Linked DNA regions of Homo sapiens: region 1 is linked to region 2. The links are chromatin loops, found by intact Hi-C in ENCODE. Cell type or tissue: HCT116. All regions are shown on one strand. Links, peaks and the distances in the headings refer to the core of each region. The heading gives the core; the rest is flanking DNA.

Region 1 (10,986 bases), core at 1,475-9,474, 160 kb after region 2:
CCAGCTTAGTTTTCTATGGAGAAACAGGCAGCAGAGGAGAGTGGGCCAGAGGGCCACATTTTGCCCACGACCAGCCAGGTTTGAGTTGGTTCCTCCTAGGCCTCACGGTCTGATTTTCTCCTCCCCTTTGTGTACCCGACGGGTGTTGCTGTGAGCTCAGGACCATCCCGGCGGGCTGCGGATGGGATCATCGTGTGTGTATGGCCACAGCCCTCCGCCTCGCTCGCTCGGTGAGCACGTGAATCAAGGAAGGGGCACACGACTCTAGGCAGGACCCGGCGGGGTGTGGGGAGGAGAAACTCGGTAAGAGAAGAGAGGGAGAGGGAGACGTGCGAGGCGCAGGCTGTCCCAGGCGAGTCTGAGAAACGGCGTGCGCGGAGACGTCCGCCAGAAAGCAAGCAGGCGAAAGGAAATGGAACATCCGCAGGGCCGGTGCCGTGGGATCCGGTCACGCCCTGACGGCTTTCGGGGACATCTCAGGCTCGCTGTCTCTGCCTTGGACCTGGCGCAGAGAGGAGTGAGGCCTGAGGACAGGGCTGCGTGGCCAGCTGGGTGTGGGAGGTGCCAACACAGTAAGGGCTGCTCAAGGGGTGGCCGGGAGCGATACGGGGGGGTTGCTCAAGAAATCACCGCTGGAACTGGGATCCAGTCATCCCACTTCTGGACGTATCGCCTAAGGACACGAAATCGGGTTGTGGTGCAAATATGTGTCCTGCTGCATTGGTTGTCGGCACGCTGCCTGTAACCAAGACGTGGAATCGACCGAAGTACCCTTCAGCAGATGACTAGAGAAGGACAAATGAATAGGGTTCGTAGAACAAACACATCAGGGAAAGGAAAGGAAAGCCTGTCATCTGGGACGTTATGCATGGACCCAAAAGTCATGGTGCCCAGTGAAATCAGCCAGGCCCATCCGACCCGTATTGCGTGATCTCCTTGTGATGTTGGATGGAGAAAATGCTGTGAGGATCAGGAAAGTAGAGAGGAGAAAGGTGGTTGGCTGGGCCTGGGGCCGGTGTAGGGGCAGGTGTAGGGGCAGGGAAAGGATGCCAATGCGAGATGTGGGTCAAAGGGCACAAAGTTTCCGAGAGACAGGTGGAGTGCTTCCTGGATATCCGTGGCAGGGCAACGTGAGTACGGTGGAGCAGAATGTAAGGTTCTCGTGAATATATCCACGGGAGTAGAGCTGAAAATTCTCCTGAGCGGGGACAGGGGACGCATGTGTGGTGATAAGTGTGTGAATTCGGCCGATTCTAGTGAATTCCCTAATGAAGACGTCACACACGGTTAGTGTGTATCATATTTATTGTCGTTTAAACTGGACTGATCCAGCTGCCGATGGGTTCCTGTGTTTATCTCTACAGCCTTCTTCTTTGCTTTGTGAGCACGTGAGTCAAAGAAAGAGCTCAATTGTCGGCAGGAATCGGGTAGAAACTCAGGAAGTTTGGGAAAGGAGATTCAGATATTTGGGGCCCTGCCTGTTTTTGGCAAGCCATAGAAAATTTGTTTCCAAAGAGCTGTGCCCAAAAGGGAAAAGCTGAAAAGAAATTTTAATGTCTGGAATGCTAGTGTCATGGGATTCATTCATGGTCTTAAGTCTTTTATATACATCTCAAGGGCCCTCCAAACGAGTCAGCATGGATTGTAGTGTGGCCTTTCTAGAGGGTTTGTTGTTCAGCTTGTTTTCTGAGATGCCCGGAAGATAATTATTGTCTAATATGGGGAGAAAAGGGCATCCTGGTGCAATGTTGCTGAGATAGTCAATTAGGCCAGTGGTGGTAAGGAGCAATGTGGAAGCTGTTTAATTAATAATTAGTGGAACTGGGATCTAAGCATTCCCATCTGGGCATACAGCCTAAGGAAATCCATGTACACAGTAAATATGTACGAGATTATGTTGGTTGTAGGCTTTTTCTTTTTGTAAGGTACAAAATTTTCCTAGGCATCAGTGGAGACATAAAAAGGAATACTATTCACATTTTTAGTGGAAAATCTGTCATTTTTGACTTCATGAATAAACCTGAAGTTTTCCTGTCTAGTGGGCAATCCAGGCCTGTAATGTTGATATTGCGTGATCTCACTTGTATGTGGGATCAACAAAGGTGAAAATTATAGAAGTTTAGAGTGGATAGTTGGGCTTCATGGCCTAGGGCAGGGGCAAGATGGGCATAGGGAGATGTTGGTCAAAGGATACAATTTATCAGAAAGTTAACTAGAGATTTCTGGATATTTATGACATGGCAATGTGAATATAGTTATACATATGTATTGTACACTTGAAGATGGCTATGAGAGCAGATTTCAGAATTCTCAGCACAGGATTCGAAGCATGTGAGGTGATAAATATTAATTAGTTTGACTTAATTCCCAATGAAGATATAATTCATATATATATATGTATATATAACTATATATATTATTTTCTTTAATGAATCTGGGAAAAATATTACATTACCAACAAAGATGAGAATGAAAGAAAGAAACACACTAAAAAAAATACAACATTAACAGGGCTGATCTGCAGTTCATGTGTATTGATTTACCACCTGGATATTTTGATCTATATCTGAGGTTCTCTCCAGCTTGTCCTTCAATATTGTAGATGCACTGGTTGCTCTGTTGACCCCAAGCTGTCTACCTGAATGTCACCCATCAGCTTCAGCTGCTTTGTGCAGCGCTCTCATGGTTTCTATCACATCTGTCTTCATAAGAAAGAAGCAACTATTCCAAGACACGCAGTGGGACATTCGCCTTCCAACTTTTTCTCCAAAGTTTACCAAGTGTTCATCACTAGCTAGGGGGACAACTTCCAACTTTAGGTTAGAGTAGATGAGATTCTATTGTAAAAACTTTATATACCTCAAGGAAGTGTGCATTTTGGGGGAAATAGGCTGCAAACTTGATTATTACCAACATGTGTAGTCATCCCTCTTGCAAGTTGAAATGAATGATTTTTTAATTAATTGATTCTCTATATTAACTATATTTACTTTGTTTCTTCATCAGTGTGAGATTTCTTTTCAGACTAATAACTTGAAAGTGTGATGATATTCTTTACGCAGTTTGGATGACTGAATGATATTTAGGAATTGATTTAGGAGAGCCTGCTGAAAGCAGAAAGACTAGATATTTTATACCCTTGGAGGTTTTGGTCAAGCATTCCAGAGTCAGGCAGGGTGTGGTGGCTCATACCTGTAATCTCAACACTTTTAAAGGACAAGGTGGGTGGATTGCTTGAGCCCAGGGGTTCAAGACCAGCCTGGGCAACATGGGAAACCCAGTCTCTACAAAAAATACAAAAAAAAAAAAAATAGCTGTGTGTGGTGGCAGATGCCTGTAGTCCCAGTAGTCCCAGCTACTGTGGGAGCTGAGGCAGGAGGTTTGCTTGAGCCTGGGAGGTTGAGGCTGCAGTGAGCCATGGTCATGCCACTGCACTTTAGCCTGGACAACAGAGCAAGACTGTGTCTCAAAAAAAAAGTGGTGTATGTACACAATGGAAAACCATTAAGCCTTTAAAAAACACAACAGGAAATTCTGTCATTTGCAGCAACATGGATGAACCTAAAAGACCTTATTTTAAGTAACGTAAGCCAGGCACAGAGACAAATATATGACTTCACCTACATGTAGAATCTACAAAAGCTGAACTCATAGAAGTAGAAAGGTGGTTACTAATGGCTGGTGGGAGGTGGTTTCATGGAGAAATGGGAGATGTTGGTCAGTAGGTACAAAGTTGCAGTTAGGAGGCATAAGTTCTGGTGTTCTTTTGTACAGCAAGGTAACTATAGTTTGTAATAATGTATTATATATTTCAAACTAGCTAAAAGATGGGATTTTAAAGCTGGGGATGATGGCTCGTGTCTGTAATCCCAGCTACTCAGGAGGCTGAGGCAAGAGATTGCTTGAGGCCAGGGGTTTGAGATCCTATCTCTTAAAAAAAGGGGGGAGGGATTTAAATGTTCTCATCACAAATAAATGATAAATATTTGAGGTGACAGACATACGAATTACTCTGATTTGATCATTCCACAATGTATGCATGTATCAAAATATCACTTTGGACCCCACAAATACATACAATTTTTATTTGTCAATTAAAAATAAAATAAAACTAATAGTACATGAAAGAACTTTGAATACTTATTACCAAGTGAAAAAAAAAACCTGAAATGGCTGCATACTGTGTGATTCTAACTATATGGCACTCTGGAAAAGACAGAACTATGGAGACAGTAAAAGATCAGTGGTTTTGGTCAGGCGTGGTGGCTCACACTTGTAATCCCAGCACTTGGGGAGGCTGGGTTGGGAGGATTGCTTGAGGCCAGGAGTTCAATACAAGCTTGGGCAGCATAGTGAGACTCCCATCTCTCCAAAAAGTTTTTTAAAATTAGCAGATGTGGTTGTGTGCACCTGTGGTCCTAGCTGCTCGGAAGGTTGAGTGGGAGGATCACTTGAGCCCAGGAGTTTGAGGCTGCAGTGAGCTATTATTATGCCACTGAACTCAAGCCAGGGCAACAGAGTGAGACCCGGTCTCTAACAAAACAAAACAACCAAAAAGATCAGTGGTTGCCCTGGGTTAAGGGGAGGAAGTGATGAATAGGCAGAGCACAGGGCATTTTTAGGGCAGCAAACCTATTCTGTATGATACTATAGTGGTGGATACATGTTATTTTATATTTGTCAGAACCCAGGGAATCTACAACACCAAGAGTGAACCCTAATGTAAACTATGGGCTCTAGGTGATAATGATGTGTCAATTCAGATTCTCCGACTGCAACAAATGTACCACCCTGGTGAGGGATGTTGACAGTGCAAGGGCTGTATGGTGAGGGGAGGGGGGAATATGGGAACTCTCTGTGCCTTCTGCTCAATTTTTCTGTGTGCCTAAAACTGCTTTATAAAATGAAGTGTTTTTTAAATGAATATCCTGGAAACAATACCTATATCAATTAAATTAACATAGTTATATATTTCATTAATAATGAATATCTGCTGCTTGATTAGAATGAGAGTGAGAAATGGGTCCCAAACTCTCATATTTTTGTCTTTCAGCAGCAACTCAGAGACAAGAAGATGTTAGAGCTAGAGCTTGAAAAGGTCAGGTTTTGCTAGTCAACCCAAGACTTAATTTTTCCTTTCCAAGAAATTTCATGTCCCCAGTGGCTGAGGGCCTCAGTTTTTAGACTCGGTCCTCAGAAAACAGAGCTCTTCAAGGAGAGGCTCCAAGGAAGTAAGTCAGAACCTGGAATACTTGTCCTAATCTTTGTTCTGCCCCTTTATGTGAATTAAACAAGGATGGTGCAGGGCAATGGGTCTTCACTGCTAGATGATGTGGTGAGATGTAATAGACGAAGCATTGGTTGTTTGGCAGGCAGAAATTTGAGGTCTTGACTTTAGTCAAGTTTCAACTTCCCTAAATTTCAGACTCCTCATTTGAAAGAGCCCCTGGTTTGCCAACATCATAGTGTTGTTGTGATGATTCCCTGGAACAATGTGCATGGCAGGGCTTGCAAATGACAAAGCATGGTACACACATAAGCCCTACTAGTATTGACATTGACCCTTTGACCTAGCACAAGTAATCCCTGGTGCTCAGGGTAACTATTGAAATAGTCTATTCCCAATAAAGCATTTAACTCAGCTTCCAACAGATTTCCTTTGCTCCTACATTCGGTTGACGTTACCTGGGCTCCTGATATTCCAGCACAGAGAGCTCACCAGAAAGTCTCTAAGGTGGTACCAGACCAACCTTCTCTTTGAAAAGGGTGATTAATCTCTTCTGTTATTCTAGGTATCCCTCTTCCTTGCTTGCCTCATAGAATTCTAGGTCCCCTGTGCAGCATGGTGTTGACCTGACAACAGAACCATAGGAATGAAATGTGAAAGGAAGTGGTGGGATAAGTGATAAAAGGAGAGTGGCAAATTCAGAGATGTGGGTGAGGCAGGATAGGCAGTCAAGGAAGTAGCAATGTCCTCAGGACATGGCAGCCATGATGGTACAGTCAACACAATAAACCTCAGCATTCGCATTGTAGTCCAGCTCATTCAAGCAAAGCTATCTCTAGTAGGGAATTTCCCCTGCAGAGAGTATGTGCATTTTGATTTCACCTGTCCTCAAACTGACTCTTTGCTCATTATAATAGTAAAAAACATACCCCTGGGTGGAGATTTAAGATGCTAATGAGATATGCAATCTATGAACAAATATGTACTGCTACTGCATCTGTGCACCCAGAAAACCACCCAGAATATGCTTACTAGTAACAACTTTTCCCAACCCCTTATGAATAATCATGTCCAACTCCCATAAAGGGAGTCGCCCTAGTGCCAGTCTTTACTGTCTCATTCTTACGAATAGCCCACCCTGAATCCTCTCTCCCTCAGGGTGTACTGTCTATTCTGCACTTAACTCTCAAAATATTCTTTTTCTTTTGCAATAAACTACTGTATACTGCATTTACTTCGCTGTGTGTCTCTTGTTTAAATTCTTTTTAACTAAGAAGGCAAGAACTTGAGGTCCCACAACAGCTGTCAACATGGGAAAATGGGACATCACTAAGCCTGCCAGTCAAGACTATCCCCATTCTCCTCCAGGACACACTTTTTGCATCTTGTATCCTATAGGCACCTGCATGTGCTTCCTTTTGAGGATAGATGTATAGAGCAGTTACATCAAAATCCATGGTGTAAGGAGCAAGATAGAGCAACCATGAAAATGTACTGTCTGAGTCCATTTGACAATGGACTATAAAAATACCACAAGCTGTATGGCTTATAAACCACAGAAATTTATTTCTCATAGTTTTGGAGACTGCACAGCCCAAGATCCAGGTGGATTCAGTGTCTAATGAGGGCATATCTTCTCACTGTAACCTCATATGGTGGAAGCAGCTAGCTAGCTCTCGGTGTTCTCTTTTATAAGGGCATTAATCTCACTCATGAGGGTTCCACCTTCATGACCTAATCACCCCACAAAGGCACCACCTCTTAATAATACCATCATCTTGGGGGTTATGATTTCAACCTATGAATTTTGGGAGACTCACACATTCAGACCATAACACACATATTGTTTAGTGCCAGGAGCTGAGGGAAGATGTTTGTCCGTCTGTCTGTCTGTCTCTCTCTCTCTCCCCACGGGCTCAATTGAGTCATCATTCATTCTTGCTTACATACTTCTGACCTCAGACTGGATTGAAGTATCCCCTCACTTTCCTTCTTTTCATTATCACGACTGGGTGCCTTTCTTCAATCACAGCACTGTGTGATACTGGATCCAAGATTGTTCATGGATCATATTTTGCCACCCCCTTTGCCTTCTACTCACAGAACACACTCGGATCCTTCTATACTCAGAACACACTTGGGATCCTATTTTGCAACCAGTACCTGCCTTTGTTTTTGGACCTCACCACCTCACCTGACCCCACACTCTCCCAAGATCTCAAATTCTCACCAAGTTGACCTGCCCATGGGTTCCATTAATTCATTGTTTTGTTTTCCTACGGTAACAAGGCTTTATGGGAGAGGCCCACCCAAGTTCCAGCTAAGCAAGGTCTTGGACAAAGGCCTCCTCCATTGGTCCATGAGGGGCCCTAAATGTAACCTAATGAGGGGTTTAGAAATCTATTCAGTGAAGGGTCCTCTGGGAAGGGACAAAATGTGGCTCGGTAAGGTACTCAAAGAATGGATTATCAAGAGGCCCAAGGGAAAATCTAAACCAGAAAGACTGAAAACATCTAGAACATACAGTTGGGCAAGAATATGGGAAGATCAATTCTGGGGGGATGTGTCCTTCATGGACTGCTGCACACTCTACACTGCTCAATCCAGGGAACTTCATCCTAGGAAGTCAGAACCAGACATTTGACAGTCTTGTGACTGGAATATTATCAGAACTAGTCTCAAGACTTTTCCTTTTTTATCTATGTCCTCAAAAGTTTTTAGAAGCCCAAATTATGTGGCTTGGGATACACTTTTTGAAGTCTTCAGATACAAAACACTGTTTAACAATCCCCATTCCCAACCCCTTCCCCAGTCTAAGTTTTGTTTCTCATCAACCCATGTATGATTCAAGGGCTGACTTTATAGCTGTGCCCATGAAGCTTCTTAGAAGAAACCCTCAAGCAGGTCAGACAGAAGAGGTGATCCTGGACAAGATATTATCAACAAATCAAGAGAAAGAGGACCTTAGGATACTCATAGCAGAAGGAGATAAATTAGGGGTTGCAGGATTGGAGCCCATTCACCCTATGGAGAAGAGTCATCCAGCACAGGAGAGGTGATTGGCAGAAATTCTTGGTACAAGATGCCCAGTTCTTGCTATGGACTCTTAAAGCATATCTTAAAAAACATGAGGCATTTGTTTCAGTGCTTTTATCCAATTAAACAGAGAAGAAAAGAAAAGGCTGGCCAGGAGCATGCCAGCCTTTTTTTACAAAGCGCAAGCCCACCAGAAATCAGGGCTACCTCTGCGGACAAAAGGATGCTGAAACTCAAAGAGCAAGTCAGTTATTTGGCCAGAGCCTAAAGAAAACAATAGGGCTGAGAAGTGTAATTAATGCAAGGGAAAGATGTCCACTCACTGAGGAACTCAGTGAGTTAGATACTCACTGAGTTAGAACTCAGTGAGGCTCAGGCAGAACTCAGAGTTAGATATTCCTGTGACTGAAAGACTCCCTATTTCCTGAAGAAGGAAAGGGCTGACATCTGCATCCTGCAGCCTTCAAGTAGATTATAAGAGTCTGCATGATCTCAATAATAGGCAGGTCACAGATAGCTTGGAAAACCAAAGAATGTGGTGTGGTTTCATGATGAGCAATTTGAGGCAATCCACTTCCATCTTCTCTGAGTAGCCTGTATCTCTGGGCAGGCCCTGGCAGCCTGGACCAAGGATCCAAGGGACATCAGGCCATCCCCATGCCTCCTCAGGCTCTGTTTATAAGGTTTGTTTCCTCAAGTCAGCCAGAGAGTTCTCCTCCATCCCCTCCTCCCAGCAACATTTCTCTCAAGAAATATTTTCACCCAATTAGAGAAAATGTATTGCTGCTCACAGTATAGTTCCTCTGAAGAGTCTTGTCTCTGTTTCTCATTTACAGTGGTAGTCATTCTTACCATATATAGCTGTTTCTCCTTAAAGAAAAGTGGTTTCTTCTGTCTTTGCCATGTTTGGAGAAGTTGGGTGTATCTTAAGACTGGGCTTAGAGAAAAGAAGTCAAGTCCAGCTCTTACTGATGACTTGACTTCTTGGGTTAGGGAGGGGTTTTGACAGTGGCATCACACACCTCCCTCTCTCCCAGGTTCTATCATTTGTTCAATGAATACCTCCTTTCTAATAAACACAAAACCCAACTGGACAAGTGTTTAGAGGCTTAAATAATGAGAATAAAATCTGTTAAAGAACAACCCTCACAATCTAGACTTATGCTCTCTGCTCCTTCATCATACTGAACTGTATGCAGACATATGGTGTTATTCTTGGGGGTGCATAGGCACCACAGGGCCACAAGTGTCCTACTCAGCCCTCAGGCAGGGCAAGGGATAAGAAACTTCACACATCTCAATGTGGAACTGGAGTTTGGGAGGCTTGAGGCCCTGAGCTCAGGGGATAAGGAACAATCCTCATGACCCTAAATACATTGGTGAAGAAGAGCTACCTCTTGCACCCAAGATCCCATCCCTTTCCTGATTGAGGCTGGGGAGATGCTTCCCAATTCTTAACATAGCCTTAATGAAAATATGCAGTTGACTACCAACTCCCCTTGACTCTCCCTTTGTGACAGATTCTGGAGTATCAAGGAAGGAGAAATCTTGGCTCTATTTGTGGATTAGGAAGTGGGCAGAGGAAGAGGCCAGAGGGAAGAGGAAGGGTAAGGTCTTAGCAAAGCTGAGGGTGAAAGAACTTATTATTACTGGGCTTGGGAAAGACAAAACCAACACACTCCCCCCAAAAAGTGTCCATGTATTTTCAAGTACACTGAACTCATTCTCCAGCCACTGAAAGCTAGCTGGATTCCCTCCCAGGGACATGAAAATCAGCCTATGGCTGGGCCACCTTGCCCAGTCTCTCATCCACCACAAAACAGCTCAACTCTGAAAGTGTTCAAGCATAAGATTATTTTCCAGAAAATAGTGTTTTGTGAAAGCTAGAAAAGGTAGCCACTGTCCAGTGGCCACAGAGATGGGTGAGCTTCAAGGGGACAGGTTTTGGGGGTTATTGCTAAGGTAGGTCATCAGTGGAGATAGCAAGGCCAAGGAACAAGTTATGTGCTCCTTAAGGATCTTCTGTATATCTGGGGTTCATCTATCTTAACACAAACTTGGAACTCAACATCTGGGAAAAGGGAAGCCCCTCCCTATAGGGACTCAACATGGCGCCTGGCTTGATGACAAAAGGCAAGGAAATCAAATAATCTTCAATAATGAGATGGTTCACAGGGCACCTGCACAGTGCCTGCAGGCAAATAGGAAGATATTGGGGTTTGAGTGCCTAGGAAGGAAGAAAACCAGTGAGGAGAAGAAAGATTGACCCAGCCGGTGGAAAATATGGGAATATTTTCATAGTCACTAATTATGGCATTCTCTCTCCTGCCAAACACACACACAAAACCACACACATACATAAACTCACACACGCTGACCTAGTTTTCCTATTTGCTGTGACTGGCAAGGACTCCATAGAACATAATAGTGCCATCTTGGCCGAAGGGTGTGTGAGCTTGTCTTGAACATAAACACAATGTCGGTATGGATGTTTTTGTGCTTGGACATTTCTTTGTGGGTAAGTGATATTTTTGCCTTCCTTACCGCCATACTTTATTACAAATGTGTAGAATGTTGCCCATGGTGTTAATAATTCATCCAAGAGGGTTTAGGTGCTCCCTATCATCTCCATGTGCTTGATACAGTCCTGGGAGCTCCCCTCCATGGATTCCTACAGGCCATGCATTTTATGTAGGTTGCTCACTGCTATCTAGTGAGCATCT
Region 2 (10,986 bases), core at 1,691-9,690:
AGTAGCTGGTTTCCCCTGATAGAGCTGCAGCAAGGAAGCTGGCTTTCCTCCTGTGTTTTATCTTTTCTTTCCTCTATCTACTTCTCAACATAAAAACACAACTAAACCTGCTTCTAACTGAAGACTCTTCTTTTCTTCTTAAGGTTTTCAGTTACAGCTGTCCTAAGTTGAGGCCAAAGTGTGCCCACTTGTTTTGGACTCTGTGTTCACAAGTGCCTCTGTCTGGAATGCATTGCTTTACTAACAAAGGAGGTGGAAGAGGGATGTCTCTGACCACAAAAGAAAGACCTGAGTTGGCAATGGATTGAAGGGATTGTAAGAGTTATGTGCTGGTGCGTGTTCCTGGGGGACCCGGAGCTACTTCCTCCCTGTACATAACCCTACACCCTCTCTCTGAGGTGTAGGGTTATATTAGCAACCCCAGGTTCATATTCAGAGGGACCAGAGAACAAAGGTAACTGGCATATAGCTATGATGCTAGGCTAGGAAAGAGCCTCACGCACTTAGGGCAATGGTGGCAGAGTGGAAATGGTAGCAGGGCTCATGAAGGCCAAGAGAAGCCCTGATATAGTCCACTCCCCATCCCCTGCTATATCCCAGGGCTCCAGAGTGTCCCAGGAGAACATGAGAAAACTCATCATTGCTTTGGAATGGTGACTCTTCCCATAAAGAGAATTGGTAGGCAGGAATGGCTCACTGGTGGAAGATGAATAGAGACTTGGAGACAGGAGCAGGAGATAGGCTGTGAATGCTTCAGCAATGATGGGAGTGGGTGCAGACTAACAAACTCCAGCAAAGCTGCACTCCTCCGAAGCCAGCCTGAGTGGTTGATGATAGTGGCCCAGGTGCTGCTTCTCCCAAACCAGAATGCCTAACCTCCCCTAGGAGCTTAAATTATTCTCAGGGAGTAAAGAAGAGCAGGGAAAAGGGAAGAAGTAAAATATCCTGAAGCTACTTAAGAGACAAAGAGAAACAGTCCCAGGAAGGAAGTAACAAGACTTGACTTGAATCAGATTTTCTGCTGAAGGCAAAAACTGGAGTTTTAGAGATAAGAGCAGAAAGGTAGTAATGCTCTTTCTTTCTTTTTTGTTTGAGACGGAGTCTCGCTCTGTCGCCCAGTCTGGAGTGCAGTGGTGCGATCTTGGCTCACTGCAACCTCTGCCTTCTGGTTTCAAGTGATTCTCCTGCCTCAGCCTCCCGAGTAGCTGGGACTACAGGCGAGTGCCACCACACTTGGCTGATTTTTTTTTTTTTTTTTTGTAATTTTAGTAGAGACGGGGTTTCACCGTGTTAGCCAGGATGGTGTCTCAATCTCCTGACCTCGTGATCCGCCCGCCTCGGCCTCCCAAAGTGCTGGGATTACAGGTGTGAGCCACTGTGCCCAGCCAGTAATGCCCTTTCAAATCTAATGTGATATCACTTAAACTCAGTGCACCTGTATTGAGATCTCATGAAGAACTTGTTTCACAGCAATGCTATACCTTAAAACGCCCATCAAGCTCATCTGAGGATAGACTTATACTACCTCCTTGCAAGGTTTCTTGACCTTATGAGCTGGATGATTCTGTTTGGGGCAGGGCTGTCCTGTGCAATGTAGGGTGTTCAGCAGCATCCCTTGCTTTTACCTGCCAGATACCAGTAGCACCCACCTCCTAGTTAGGACAGCCAAAAATGTCTTCACACATTGCCAAATGTCCCCTTGCAGTACAAGACCTACCTCCCCACCCCAGTTGAGAGTCGTTGTGCTAAGGCTATCTCCTCTCCTGTGTGTAGGATCCTGGGGCATAAATTAAAACACGTGGAGGTAACCTCCCGGGCATAGCTAGCAACTCCAGCTGCGCTCAATTCCCTTCCTATCCAGAGGATTCCAGGGAAGCAGGAGCCTTGGCTGGGCAGGACCCAGATTTGCCCACCAAATGCAGAGGAGAATGGCTGGAGGGAACCAGCAAGTTCAGATGACCAGCAGCTCTAAAAGACAAAAGGACTAAGGACATCTCCAAAGAGTTAGTATAATAAGATGAAGTATGACTGCGTACTGTTAAATAGGCACTTGATAAGCTTCACTATCTTGGGATATGGGGTTTACATGCCTCGAGAATGAGGTTAGTCTTTGGTAGGAGACTTAAAGATACTTCATAGTGGGTGGGTCTGTTATGAATGTCATTGAACCTTAGTCACTCAACATGTATAGGTTGTTTTCAGGAAAAACCATCTTGGAGTGACAACTGTACCTGGAACTTAAACTGTTATGGTGGAATTGGTAATGGTGACAAAAGCCTATGTTTCTTCCAAATCCTAAGTGTCTTCAAACTCTACCACAACTTTGATCTTTTGAGAGCTTTTCAAGAAAAATGGATGAAACACAGGCTTGAGCCTAGACCCCAATTAAAATGTCAGGTTATTTATTTATTTATTTATTTTACATAACCAAACAACCAAATCCACTTTTGCTAACCCTGTATCCTAGCCCTATGGTGCTCTGGTTTCTTCTCTCATCAAACCAGGTTTTCCTGACATACCCCTGACTTCAAAGGCTTCATATCTGTTTTTGAGGAAATTAATACCTGTGAGGACTAGGACTCTGAAGACTGAGGCAAAATCTTCATGTTGAAGGGATGGGAAAAGAACAGTCCTGTCAGAACAAGGTAGGATCCCAGGTTCTTGCCATTAGAGGCTGGGGAAGGGAAACATCTAGGAGAGTAGAACAGATAATTCTTTTCTCCATTTGTTGTATAAACTTGGTCCCACTCCCAGCATTGAGCAAGGCAGAGTTAAACCATCAGAAAATAATTACCTATGCAGGAAGTCAGTCCTGTCAGAACAGCATGACAGCTGCTGGTGGTCAAGTCGAGTTCTGGATTTTAGCCACCCAGCCTGAGGGTCTGTGTCCGAGAACACAGCAAGATTTGGGAGATGGAGCACAAGGAATAGGAGGGCAATGTCCCTTAATTGCAGGGACAACTCATCTTACCAGAATTAGATTAAGTCATTGAAAACTAGGTTGTCTTCCTGAATATTCTTGGAAGTCTATCTTGATAGGTGTCAAATCAGACATACTAGCAGCTCCTTTGAATGATCGGGGATTGGGGTTCTCTAAGCTTCAAATCCCCTCAGCTGTGCCAGAGCTACCCTACTCAAGGCTGCGCCTCATTGCGATGAGACTTGCACAAGGGAGGCTGGGGGTGGGGGAAATGGATTCAAACACGAAGCTTGTGCCACCTACCAGGCAGTAAGTCAGTCGTTTTTTCTCTGACGAGGGGTTTCCTGTCTCGGCATCTATAAAACTGTGGCAGGATAACTTGTTAGCTTGAAAATAGGGTAAAATCTTGACTCTTGATGGTTCTTAAGTTTTGGTGATGAGAATGGGACACAAACCTGGATTTCTGCAAGAGAAAGGACAAAGATCCTTTGCAGGCTGGGTCAGGGGAGATGAGAAGCAAGTCCCTTGAGACCCTGTGTCTGGTAGTGAACGCTGCTGCCCAAGTGTGAGGGTAAGTCTTCACTGTCCTGTTAATGAGACTAAGGGGTTGAGACTAGGATTGAAACAAGCAGCCCCAATAGTGCTTTTAGTCATTTGCTTTCTTCCTAGTGGGGAGAAGGAAGGTCAAGGAGTCACTAAAGCTGACACAGGGTGTTGGGTGAACGAAACTGGTTGAGCCATGAGCAGCTGTTTAGAGACTGACAGTAATGGGCCTGGCTTACTGGTGTAAGTTACAATGCCTTATTGGACTCCTTGGACATTGGAAACAGAACAGGTCTGACTTTTGTCAACTGGGGCCTCTGGCAAAGGGAGTCAGCCTCCCACCTGGAGGTGCCATTGGTGTCCTGGAGTTGTGGCCCCTCTGACAGGGCTACCCAGGTAGACCTCTTTTGGAAAGTAGCTCTTGGCTTCTTGAGTTCCCATTGAAATGAAACACCTCATCTCTAGAGGCTTTGTGACTTAGTCCTGAAATTATCATTTTGGGATGGGTCAGTTTGCACTCAAAGACTAACAAGGTAGAAAGCACCCCAAAAGCCTTGCTTAGAAATAGCCGTGACATAGCCAAGAACGAAACAGTCTTTGCCCAGTGGTATCTTGGCTTTATGCGGAAAAGTAGCTGTAATTCCTATGGAGAAACTGCATTCTACCTACTCTGCTACTGGGGAGGAAAAGCCACTGGCCCAAGATGCCCTCCTTTGTACTTGCCTGAGCCTGCCTCAGTGAGGGTCTGGCTGAGTTGAAACCTCAGTGTCCACTGGGCTGATGCAAGTCCTCAGCCTCAGAGCCAGCCCTGCAGAGCTAAGAGTGAATGTGGTTGCCCTACTCAGAGCAGAATTCAAACTGCTGGGCTGTTAATGGCCTGTTTGCCAGTTCATGTTCTAAGTGGAAGAAACAGATCAAATAGTCCTCTCAAACTGGAAACTATCTGGCTCACTCCCTCAGATACCCATGGCAAAGGCTGGTTCTGAAACTAACTAGAATCAAGCTGCTGATTGAACTGAACTGTGTTTTGATGCAGAGGCTACTGTTGCACACCAAACTTCTGACTCCTGCCACAAGCTCATGCAATATCACAAAAGGTAGTTCCCTTTTCCCTGCCTGGAAGATTGACTTTATCAGCTCTGACCCCCTTCTAAGACTGTTTCTCCATAGATTCTTCCTCAGGTTATTTATGAGCTTATTTTCCCTAAGCCAAAAAGGAGGCCTTGGGGACTCAAACCTGTTAAATCTTAGTGTCCTATCCCTTTCACCTGATCTACAGAAGGTCTGGGTGTGAGCAGGGAATGGTTGGATAATAGCTGGAGTTGTAGCTCCTGGAATGGGACATCAATTTTGTGGAGATGATGGAAGAGCAACAAACAAGCCAGCATCTGCTGAGGTGACCTGTCTTACACCCTAGGAGGTGAGAAAGAAAGAGGGGCATTAGTGATACCCCTCTCAGAACTGTGCTAGAGTCTTGGTACAGAAAGGAAAACTCATGGCATGTCTCTCAAACTATAGCAATCTGACTGCTGGGTCTGCCATCCTCAGCCAGACAGCTGACTGTTTAAACGTCTGTCTTGCCCCATCCTCTAGATGATGCATTTGTTGGTCGTGATGGCTTCATCCACAAAGTGGCACTTACCTTTGATAAACACTGGGAACATTGAAGTTCATGTTGAACAATGAACGTTGGGTCATTGAACAATGACCCCTGCTCTCAGAACTGCCCTGAAGTTTTGATACAGAAGGAAACTCCATGACATGTCCCTCAAACCACAGCAATCTGACTGCTGGGACTGCCATTCTCAGCCAGACAGTTGACCTATTTTGTGAAGTGGATAAATGCAACCCAGCTGGCATTATCAGCAATCTAGACTGACTCTCCTCAGGCAGACCCCCTGAGTAGATGGAACCGGGAATTTTCAGGCTTACCAGCTGGCTGGGAGTCTATGCTGGAGCCACTGTCAACCTATGCTAAGTGGTATAGATCTCACTTTGGGTAAGGCAAAATAAACGCTGTGTCCAGGGATGCTCTGTTCCACATCACTGTAGCTTCTACTTAAGCTGTACATCAAGCTGGACATCAGTTTGCCTCTTTCCTAAAACAATTGACTTAGACCCTAGTGGTGGTCACAGGAGACCTGGAAGTGTTTAGGGAAACACTACCTGGGTCCTGACAGAGCAGCCCAGCCTAATTCACTGGCCAGGATTGTTATGGTTGTGACTCACCCTAGACCTCTTCCTTGTGTGCCAAGGTGCAGTCTGTGCAATTGCTAATACATCTTGTTCCACCTGGGTTAATGCTTTGGGTTAATACAGAAACTTAAGGAGCAAGCTACTTGGCTTTCTAAGGTAGATGTTGATGATTTGAAATCTGTTCAGCTGGAACCCTGGGGGTTATAGCTAAGCTCAATATTACAGGTTGGTCTAATTCTGGTGCTTAGAGTACAAACTAGAATTTTTGTCTTGGCTCATGTTGGCCATATTAGTCATACTGGTTGAATGGCATGCTCATGGAAAAAAATCTGCCAGAAGCCAGGACCCTATAGAAACAAGAGAATGATGCTATTGCAGGGCAATCCTCAAAGGCGTTTCTACATATCTTGTGATGACTTATGTCCTGGACCAGCTTACTAAGGACTCTTGTATGGCAAACCAGCAGGGAGGGTAGAGATGCTGTCTCTCTGGGGCAGAGGACAGACTAGCTTCCTGACCAGAATAATAAAGATAACGGCTTACCACTGTCACTTGGCTGTCCAATAGTCACTTCAAACTTAACGTCTAAATCTGAACTCGATCTTTCCAAAAAAACTGCAACTCTTAGTTTTCAACTAATGTTCACTTTTTTCTGTTGCTTGGGCCAGAAATCTAACATGTCATTCCTTCATTTTGAAATCCTGTTGGCTGTATCTCAATATATGCAGAAACTTGTCACTTCTCACCATCTCTATTCCCATGCTGGTGTCAGTCTAGGCCATCTCTGGTCTAGGCTTGCAGCAGAAGCAGGGCTTAAGTGCATTCCTGGCCCATCCATGCAGATGTCCCCTTTGCCCTGGTTCTCTCCTGGGCTGGAGGCTCTGCAGAGTGCTGTGCTGGAATTCTCTGTACTTCTTAGCTTTCCCTTCCCCTTGGCTGCTGCACTTCCAGCTTTCTCTGCTTTGCTAACTCAGCCCTAGCACACCTGCTTGCCACCAGTCAAAATGGCATTCCTCCTCCTCTGCTGTTTCCCCTTTCACACTTTTTGTCTTTGAATGCTACTTCTGCCCCCTTGATTTCTACCCCCTCCCAACCTTTCAGTTCATGGGGTTTTAATGGGGTTTCAGGAGGGAGCACAGATAACCATATGCCCAACGTTCCATGTTTAACTGAGCACAAGAGGTAATTTCTTAAATATAACCAGCCTTACAGACCATATAGCTACCATATATCCCTCAAACCATAGGAATCTGATTGGTGGGTCCCTTAACATTAGCTCCAAACAACATCTTATGTGTAAGTGTATTACTTCATAAGCTATGCCTTGAAAGTATTAGGGATATTGCTAGCATTGCTAGAATGTTAAGTTTTAAAATCGTTAAATACATTCGGCAGGTAGCCTGAGGAAATTTGGAACATTGCCTGGAAGATGGAGGTAATGTCACTAGTGCAGGGAATACCTAAGAATTGTTTAGATGTAAGAACTCAATTTATTGGCAAACTTGTGCTTTGTCCTATTTGCACATCCTGATAATGTGTTTTCTGTAAGTTTTAATGTATTATTGAACACCAAGAGCATGATTTCCTACTACATGTAGTGTGTTGAAGTTGCATATTACAAAAAAGGGTCTCTATGTTAGGCACGATGGTTCATGCCTATAATCCTAGCTATTTGGGAGGCTGAGGTTGGCAGATTGCTTGAGGGCAGGAGTTTGAGACCAGCTTGGGCAACAAGGCAAGACCCGGTCTTTTTAAAAAAAAAAAAAAAAGCTGGCATGGTGGCACACATCTGTAATCGCAGCCCTTTGGGAGGTTGAGGCAGGCAGATCGCTTAAGTCCAGGAGTTCAAGACCAGCCTGGACAACATGGCAAAACCCTGTTTTTTTTTAAAAAAAAAAGTATACAAAAATTAGCTTGCCATGGTGGAGCATGCTTGTAGTTCTACTCTGGAGACTGAGGTGGGAAGGTGGCTTGAGCCCAGGGACTCGAGGCTGTGGTGAGCTATTATCATACAGCTATACTCCAGCCTGGGTGACAGAGTGAGACTCCATCCCTCCTGTACCCCCAAAAAGTCCCCACCCCTAACCCCCAGAAGTCCACTTTAATACAGTTCAATGTGTATGAACATGAAATAGCTAATACCTTTTCAAAACAGCTCCTTGCCTCATCTTAGGTCACTTTGTAACTTATAGCTAGTGCATTAAACAGAAATGTAGATGTTTGAGAGTGGAACAGTAGCTCCTAGATCTAAAAATTGTAGCACTTCTAAATTAACAAGCGAAAAAATATCAGATCAGCCGCTCTAAGGAACAAAGTAAATTCAGCAAAAATAAATAGGACATACAAGTAGCTAAATGGAAGCTAGATGAATTTTGCCTATTACCAAGTGGACTGTCAGCATGGATTAAAGAGCACAACTGTATTTTTAGATTAAGGGAAGGCAGAGATGAAAAAACAGGTGGGGTGATGTCATTGGACAAATGGGAATTTAAGAAAGGTTGAGACTATTAAAGCAGGAACAGGACAAACTGGGATTTTATATACTGTAATCGTGACTTAAATTGGAAATATGGTAGTCAAACTTGATCTACCTCTACCCAACTGTAAAAGCAAAAAAACCTCACAAAAAAAAAATGAAATTTGATAAGAACAATCTTAGTGGGGCTGTTGAAAATACCTCTTAACAATGACCAGACTATCTAGTAGGCAAAACAAAGTATATGAATAAAACAACTATGCAAAGAACATACTTTCTGCGGAATATGTAGGATATATATTTGTCCACTTAAAATTTTCAAGGGTCTTTTCTGATCAATAAAACTAGAAATGAAGTAAAGATAAATTCTTAGTTTGAATTGAGAAATTATGAGATTAGATACCTAGATTCAATAAGAAATCAAGATAAACCATAACAATGAAAAGGGAACATTTTGTACCAAAAATAATGGGACACAATTTACGCTGAAATCTGAGGGCATGTGTTTGCATATTTTTAAGACTGAAAAATGAGCTGGATGCTAATTTCAGTAGTTTGGTAAGAGGATGAGACACTTATAATAAGTAATGTTTGTTGAACATATACAAATGCCAGGCACGGTTTTACATGCAGTAGTCCTTCCAATGAATTAGGTGCTCTCATCCCATTTTACAGAGAAAACAGAGGCAGAAGAGGATTGGTCATTGTTCTAGATCACACAGCCTGACACTGACAAGGCTGGGATTCCAGTGTAGGGAACTTGGCTCCAAGCCCATGACCTTGACCACCATGCTAGACTTTTTCCTTCATGTTGAAGCTGAATGAACTAGAAAGAGCAAAGTTTAAAAGGACCTGGCTCTTTGGAAACTGAAATATATAAATCCCTGGTAAAGTTGATTCAGATAGCAGGAGAGTGAAAATATGATTGAGAACGAGAAAGGCAAACCAATAACATAATTAGAAGAGATTACAAAATACACAAGAACATTGGGTGTAACTCATTGGCAATGCGAAAACCTAAAGAATTTCACTTCCCTAGCAAAACATGAGTGTCCAAGATTGACTTCATGTACTTGGCAGGACAGGCTGTGTTATATTGTAACAACCTTGAAATTTCAGCGGCTTGACACCACGAAGATTTCTTTCACAGATTAAACTGGACAAATAGGAATTTATTTGTCCTATATGTTCTTCATAGGCTAGCTGAGGACTCTGGGCCTTAGGTCATTGTCCTCTAGGACCAGGCAGGTGGAGTGACCATTGTGAGCTGGTGATGTGGCAGAGGGTAGAATGGATAAATTGCATACTGGCTTTCAAAACTACTGCCGAGGAGTGACATCTATCACTTCTGCTACCAGCCAGACAAGTCACTTGGTGTCACACAACTTCAAGGGGATGGCATAGGGAGAGCAATTCTCCAGAATTGCTGGTTCCCCAGGGGGGAGCCAGAAATAAAGCCACAGAATGTTGTCTTAGTAGAACGTCTTCTAATTTTTATTTTAGTTATTTGTTTTGAGATGGAGTTTTGTTCTTGCTGCCCAGGCTGGAGTACAATAGTGTGATCTTGGCTCACTGCAACCTCCGCCTCCTGGGTTCAAGAGATTCTCCTGCTTCAGCCTCCTGAGTAGCTGGGATTACAGGCACCTGCCACCATACCCGGCTAATTTTTTTTTTTTTTTTTTTTTTTTTTTGAGACAGAGTCTCGCTCTGTCGCCCATGCTGGAGTGCAGTGGCGCAATCTTGGCTCACTGCAAGCTCCACCTCCTGGGTTTATGCCATTTTCCTGCCTCAGCCTCCCGAGTAGCTGGGACTACAGGCGCCCGCCACCACGCCTGGCTAATTTTTTGTATTTTTAGTAGAGATGGGTTTCACAGTTTTGGCCAGGCTGGTCTCGAACTCCTGAACTCAGGTGATCCACTTGCCTCAGCCTCCCAAAGTGTTAGGATTACAGGCGTGAGCCACCACACCTGGCCTAATTTTTAATACCCACATTATCACAGAATATTTGTATCTCAATATTTTTTGGGCAGTTTGGGAAAAATTTGCTTACATTTAAAAACTTAGTGCAACATTTTAAACAATCTGTGGGGAAAGTTCATGTTACATTCCATGTAAAGGTAGAACTTCAGAATCCTCAACAAAAGTGATAGGTGTCTCTGATGCACCAAGAAAAGCACCACAGGTTTACTGAATGCAAAGCAACTGTATTAATTTTTGGTGATGAAGAAATAATGTTTTAAGCTTTTTATGTGCCAACATTACAGTTTGCTATTTTCATACAGGCACTTAATGTGTTTTACTTAGATTTTAGGAAATTGTTGGGAAGTTTTGGGTTCTCTGTAACACATTACAGTTTTTCCCTTTTAAAATACCAAGTGCAAGCCAGGCATGGTAGCTCAAGTCTGCAGTCCCAGCCACTTGGGAGGCTGAGGCAGGAGGATCATTTGAGCCCAGGAATTCGAGGCTAGCCTGGGCTAAAAATAATACCAAATGTTGAAGGAACTGGAACTCTCCTACACTGCTGATGGAGATGTAAAATGGTACAACTCTACAAAAGTTTGTCAGGTTCTTAAAATGTTAAATATCTACTATATGACCCAGCTGTTCCATTCCCAGAGAAAAATGAGAAATGTACATGACTGTTCATAATACCTTTATTTGTAATAGCCAAGAATGGGAAATAATCCAAATGTCTATCCGTGGGTGAATGGATAAACAATTTGTGAGATATGCATACAATGGAACATTACTCAGCAATGAAAAGGAAGAATGGACTATTGACACACATGACTTCGGTGAATCTCGGGATAATTATGCTGAGTGAAAGTAGTCAGACTCCCCCTGCCCAAAG

Evidence for each region. Peaks named below come from ENCODE experiments on the same cell type or tissue, not always from the same donor. Only the 100,000 strongest peaks of a DNase experiment are listed, where the experiment ranks them.
Region 1: it touches region 2 in a loop (2.4-fold over the local background); 27 of 110 quality-filtered maps call a loop at or near these places.

Annotation. Positions count from the first base shown.
Region 1 is chr9:113,089,496-113,100,481 of GRCh38, forward strand. No RefSeq gene overlaps it. Among named protein-coding and RNA genes, the nearest start is that of FAM225B, 17 kb to the right of the region's middle. In HCT116, for the core only: no CTCF peak of the experiment used is centred there; no DNase peak of the experiment used is centred there.
Region 2 is chr9:112,933,905-112,944,890 of GRCh38, forward strand. No RefSeq gene overlaps it. Among named protein-coding and RNA genes, the nearest start is that of SLC46A2, 49 kb to the left of the region's middle. In HCT116, for the core only: no CTCF peak of the experiment used is centred there; a DNase peak (open chromatin) is centred at 5,969.